Regions from separate parts of the Homo sapiens genome. Here region 2 is linked to region 1. Evidence: read pairs that join two places in POLR2A ChIA-PET (ENCODE). Cell type or tissue: Panc1. All regions are shown on one strand. Each heading gives the region's core, and the rest is flanking DNA. Links, peaks and the distances in the headings are about the cores only.

What was found. Peaks named below come from ENCODE experiments on the same cell type or tissue, not always from the same donor. Only the 100,000 strongest peaks of a DNase experiment are listed, where the experiment ranks them.
Region 2: POLR2A ChIA-PET joins it to region 1 with 9 read pairs; 9 of 35 experiments call an interaction of 5 or more read pairs at or near these places.

The regions. Positions count from the first base shown.
Region 1 is chr5:16,999,291-17,002,206 of GRCh38, forward strand. No RefSeq gene overlaps it. Among named protein-coding and RNA genes, the nearest start is that of MYO10, 64 kb to the left of the region's middle. In Panc1, for the core only: no CTCF peak of the experiment used is centred there; a DNase peak (open chromatin) is centred at 1,181; H3K27ac peaks cover 718 bases.
Region 2 is chr5:16,917,358-16,920,273 of GRCh38, forward strand. The region is part of intron 1 of MYO10 (myosin X); the gene reads right to left. Among named protein-coding and RNA genes, the nearest start is that of MYO10, 17 kb to the right of the region's middle. In Panc1, for the core only: no CTCF peak of the experiment used is centred there; no DNase peak of the experiment used is centred there; H3K4me3 peaks cover 289 bases; H3K27ac peaks cover 2,217 bases.

The sequences.
Region 1 (2,916 bases), core at 192-2,691:
TAGCTGGGACTACAGGCGCCCGCCACTACGCCCGGCTAATGTTTTGTATTTTTAGTAGAGACACGGTTTCACCGTGGTCTCGATCTCCTGACCTCGTGATCCACCGGCCTCGGCCTCCCAAAGTGCTGGGATTACAGGCATGAGCCACCGCACCCGGCCAATTACATTTATTAAAACCATCGAAATAGCAAAGAACAAATTAGGAGAGACAGAAGGTATAATGGTGGTTGCTAGGCCTAGGTTGGGGGATAGGAATTTGAATTTAAGAGATACACAGTTTAAATTTGGGAAGATGAAGCAAGTTCTGGAGATAAATGGTGGTGATGGTTGCATAGCAGTGTGAATGTACTTAATGCTGCTGAGTTGTATAATTAAAAATGGCTAAAACTGTATATTTTATATATGCATGTTGTACCACAATAAGGTAGGGAAAAAAAAAAAAAAAGGCCGGGCACGATGGCTCACGCCTGTAATCCCAGCACTTCGGGAGACTGAGGTGGGCGGATCACCTGAGGTCAGGAGTTTGAGACCAGGCTGGCCAACATGGCAAAACCCCATCTCTACTACAAATACAGAAAAAGTAGCTGGGCATGGTGGCGGGAGCCTGTAATCTCAGCTACTTGGGAGGCTGAGGCAAGAGAATTGCTTGAACCCTGGAGCTGGGTGACAGAGCAGGACTCCGTCTCAGAAAAAAAAAAAAAAATTAGCTGGGTCTGGTGGTGCATGCCTGTAATCCCAGCTGCTTGGGAGGCTGAGGCAGGAGAATCGCTTGAACCCAGGAGGTGGAGGTTGCAGTGAGCCAAGATCGTGCCAGTGCATTCCAGCCTGGGCGACAGAGTGAGACTCCGTCTGCAAAGAAAAAAAAGAAAAATTAACAAAAAAAAAAAAAAAAAAAAAAAGAGAAAAAAAAGAATAATGCTAGAATTGGCCAGAAGAAGCTCCCAATTGAATTCACTAGAAAGTTTGTCGTTTGAGTCTTAGTAGAAAATAAGTAACAGTCTTCTTGAAAGAAATGTCAGGTCTATCTCCGCAGAAAGAAATGAGAGGAAAAAAAAATCGTAACAGCTTAGCATTTATAGGGTATACAACAGGGAGTAAAACACATATGAAAAATATCATGATAGAAGGCCTTTATTTAAAAGTGTGGTTGAAGGCTGCTGACTCACTGGATAACTGAAGTATTTGTGGCTTGAGTAATGGCTAAGCCAAGAATCCTGGAGTCAGTGAGACTCTTTCTTCCTTGGAAAAAGAAAAAAAGGAAAGATCAAGTAAATTCTATCCCATTCTGTCTTAGATATTTTGTTCAACAATGATTTTGACCAATCCCAAATTCCTCAAATGAGGGAGGAATGTTCCGTGTTTTTGTAACCTTGATTAACTGTGATATTATTCCAAGAAAGAAGCAGTATCCAGATGGGGCAGGAGGCACAAGGAAAGAGCTAAATTGGGAATTCATTTTTTGTTCCCAGTCAGATGATGGGTGTCTTATGTATGGGGTCAATGCCACATCTGATCTCATCCCGAGAAAATACTCTTTAACTAGCTGGGCAAAATGTCTGTACTGAAGTGGGAAGTAATTTGATTGACTAAACATCTGAAAGCTGTGGCTCACACCTGTAATCCCAGCACCTTCAGAGGCCGAGGCAGGTGGATCATCTGAGGTCAGGTGTTCAAGACCAGCCTGGCCAACATGGCGAAACTCCATCTCTACTAAAAATACAAAAATTAGCCAGGTGTGGTGGTAGGTTCCTGTAGTCCCAGCTACTTGGAAGGCTGAGGCACGAGAATCACTTGAACCCAGGAATTGGAGGTTGCAGTGAGCCAAGATTGTGCCACTGCACTCTAGCTTGGGCTTCAGGGAGAGACTCTGTCTCAAAACAAAAAATAACAACAACAAAAAACAAACAAACAGAAAACCCCCAAAACATCTGAAGACAATCTTACAGTCTTCTGCTATGGTATTTTATCTTACATTATTCTGATACTGATTATTTATCTTCCTAAGGTTGCCTTTATTTCATAGTGTTTTTTGGCATGAATAAAGTGATCACTTATGAATCAAGTGCTTGGAACTGCAATGGCCCAGAGACGCAGCTTTCTGCAAAGTCCACACCTACTAGGTTAGCAAGGCTCTAGTTATCTTAGGGAGGTTGTTGAGCATGGTCAAGTGAAGATGTTCTGGAAGCAGCTTTCCTGGGTATGAATCCCAGGTCTGCCCCTTATGAGAGACCTTGGACACTGACCCACATCTCTGTGTTTCAGTTTCTCTTCTCTAACATGAGAATGATCAGACTAGGCCTTACGTCAAAGGACTGTAATGAAAATATTATTTAAAACATAAGTACTCGGAACAGTGCCCAGTGTATAGGAAGTGGGCTATAAAAGTTGGCTATTATGACTATTAATCATCGATTCTTTGGAGGAAGACATGGCTAAAACAGTGAGACTGAAAGCTGTTTGGTAATTCTATAGCTTGGGAATCAGAAACCATTCATCATTTGCATTGGGGAGTTTGAAACTCCTGGCTACTATAAGCATGTAGAGCTGAAAATAAAATATTGGTGTTAATGAATTGTTCATGCATTCATTCATTTATTGATTCACCATGTGTCAGGAATTGGAGAAACCAAATCAATTATGGCATGATCACCGACCTAATGATGCTCGGTCTAGTGGTAGAAACACTCACATGAACAGATTATTATGCAACATGGAGGTGCAAAGATGGAGATATACACAAGGTAGTACTGAAATATGATGGAGGGGAACTTTAGCTCAGGGTGGGGAAGAGGAAAGAGTCATAATTCTTTGAGGAAGTAATCCCAGAACATACCTCCTTTGTCAAATAAGAAATTAATTCTTAAAAATCTGTAAATGTTTCAGTCTGTGTCTTCAAAATATAAGGATTTTCTCTTT
Region 2 (2,916 bases), core at 143-2,642, 82 kb before region 1:
TTGACCTATTAGACTGGATCAATCTTCATTGTGGGGGCTGCCCTCTGCAATTGAGGATGTTTAGCAGCATCCTCAGCTTCTACCCACTAGACACCAGTAGTCACCTCCCATCAGTGTTAACAACCAGAAATGTCTCCTGATACTTCTAAATATCCCCGGTGAGGCAAAAGTGCCTCCAGTTGAGAACTACCATTCTATGCAAACCAGTAACTCTAGCAGGACATGGTGGGTCATGCCTGTATTCCCAGCACTTTGGGAGGCTGAGAGGGGAGGAGAGGATCACTGGAACCCAGAAGCTCAAGACCAGCCAGGGCAACACAGGGAGACCCATCTCTACAAAAAAAAAAAGGAAAAAAAAAAGAAAAAATCAGATGGGCATGGTGGCACACATCTGTAGTCCCAGCTACTCAAAAGGCCGAACGGGGGAGAATCTCTTGAGCCCAGGAGGTCCGGGGTATAGTGAGCTGTGATTGCATCACTGCACTCCGGCCTAGGCAAAAAAGCAAGACCCTGGGTCCAAAAAAAAAGTAATTCTAACCTATGTATCCATCCCTTGATAACTTCCAGGCTACATACTTTACAACAAAGAATATTTCTGCTGATCTAACCATGCTAGCCACTTTCTTTTTAAACTACAGAATACGTATTCCATAGGAATAAAAAATATTAGCAGCTGCCAAGTAGCACCACCTTAACTAAATCACAGCCTTCAAAAGCTGGTTTAAATGTAAACCATCCATTACCTTTTAAAGTCTCACACTACTAGGAGAGTCAATTTCCAAAATAGTTTCTTAAAATTGTTATCATTAAACTTGAAAGAAACAGTTTCAAGTTTAATGGGTAAGGAAGATGTGAAGAGTCCAAAAGCCCAAAGCTGTGACTAGACAGCTGCGTGTCACTTCCATCTACAAGGCAGATAGAAGCATCAGCTCAGCAGCTCAGCAGATTACAAGCAAGATTTACAAACTGCATATGGATTCCAAAGCAAATACACTTTCCCTCAATATTGCTTCATGGAAGCTAGAGTTTACCAGAAATAGACGAAACTCCAAAAAAATAACTGATGAAATTCAGTGTGGCCTTGGCATTCCACACGGATGCTCCCTGGAAACACAAAATTTCACTGAAACTATTTTTCTTTTCTTTTTTTTTTTTTTTTTTTGAGACAGAGTTTCGCTCTTGTTGCCCAGACTGGAATGTAATGGCACAATCTCAGCTCACTGCAAACTCCGCCTCCTGGGTTCAAGCGATTCTCCTGCCTCAGCCTCCCGAATATGGGATCACAGGCATGCACCATCACGCCTGGCTAATTTTTGTATTTTAAGTAGAGACAGGGTTTCTCCATGTTGGTCAGGCTGGTCTCAAACTCCCGACCTCAGGTGATCCGCCTGCCTCAGCCTCCCAAAGTACTGGGATTACATGCGTGAGCCACCGCGCCTGGCCCACTGAAAGTATTTTTCGAGCCCTCACTCGGAACAGGGATCACTTACTTACGCCAATCACTCGGGATGAGTGTGCAGTTGCTGTCATCACAAAAAGAAGCAGAAGGTCTATGTTTCTGCTTTTGCTTGGCTATAGGAAAATTTCTATTCCTTGTTCCAGTCACTGGCAGAAATCAGCTAATTCCTTTTGGACTTGTATTACCTGACTGTTCTGCTCTGTATGGAGAAGCAAATATGCATTCCTGAAGATTTCCACACAGTCTCTATTCTTCCGACTTCAAAAGCCTACCAGAACGGCCAGGAGTGATAGCTCACACCTGTAATCCCAGCACTTTGAGAGGCCAAGGCAGGCGGGATCACTTGAGGTCAGGAGTTCAAGACCAGACTGGCCAACATGGTGAAACCCTGTCTCTACTAAAAACACAAAAATTAGCTGGTCGTGGTGGCAGGCGCCTGTAATTCGAGCTATTCAGGAGGCTGAGGCATGAGAATCTCTTGAACCCAGGAGACGGAGGTTGCAGTGAGCAGAGATCATGCCACTGCACTCCAGCCTGGGCAACGGAACAAGACTCCATCTCAAAAACAAAACAAACAAATAAACAAAAATCTACCAGAACAACTGCCTTCCCCTCCAAATGAGTTCATGGAGCTAGAGCTCTCTGGCCTCCTATCCTGGCTCTATCATTTCCCAGCTGTGTGAACTTGAGCAGACTACCTCCCTTCTCTAAGACTCTGTGTTCTCATACATAAAATAAAGATGTAAACAATACAATCACTTAGGACTACCAAGCAGATTAAATGAATTAATACATGTAAAAAGCTCAGCACAGTCCTAGCCCATGGTAAGTGTCCAATAAACCTTCACAAGTTAAATAATGGAATAAATAAACACACAGGCCGGGCGCAGTGGTTCACGCCTGTAATCTCAGCACTTTGGGAGGCCAAGGCAGGTGGATCACCTGAGGTCAGGAGTTTGAGACCAGCCTGGCCAACATGGAGAAACCCTATCTCTACTAAAAACACAAAAATTAGGCCGGGTGTGGTGGCTCACACCTGTAATCCCAGCACTTTGGGTGGCTAAGGTGGGTGGATCACGAGGTCAAGAGATCAAGACCATCCTGGCCAACATGGTGAAACCCCGTCTCTACTAAAAATACAAAAATTATCTGGACATGGTGACACATGCCTGTAGTCCCAGCTACTCGGGAGGCTGAGGCAGGAGAATCACTTGAACCCAGGAGGCGGAGACTGCGGTAAGCTGACATTGTGCCACTGCACTCCAGCCTGGCAACAGAGCGACATTCAGTCTCAAAAAAGAAAAAAAATTAGCTGGGCTTGGTGGCACATGCCTGTAAACCCAGCTGCTTGGGAGTCTGAGGCAGGAGAATCACTTGAACCCGGGAGGCAGAGACTGCAGTGAACCGACATTGCGCCACTGCACTCCAGCCTGAGTGACAGAGCATGACTCCATCTC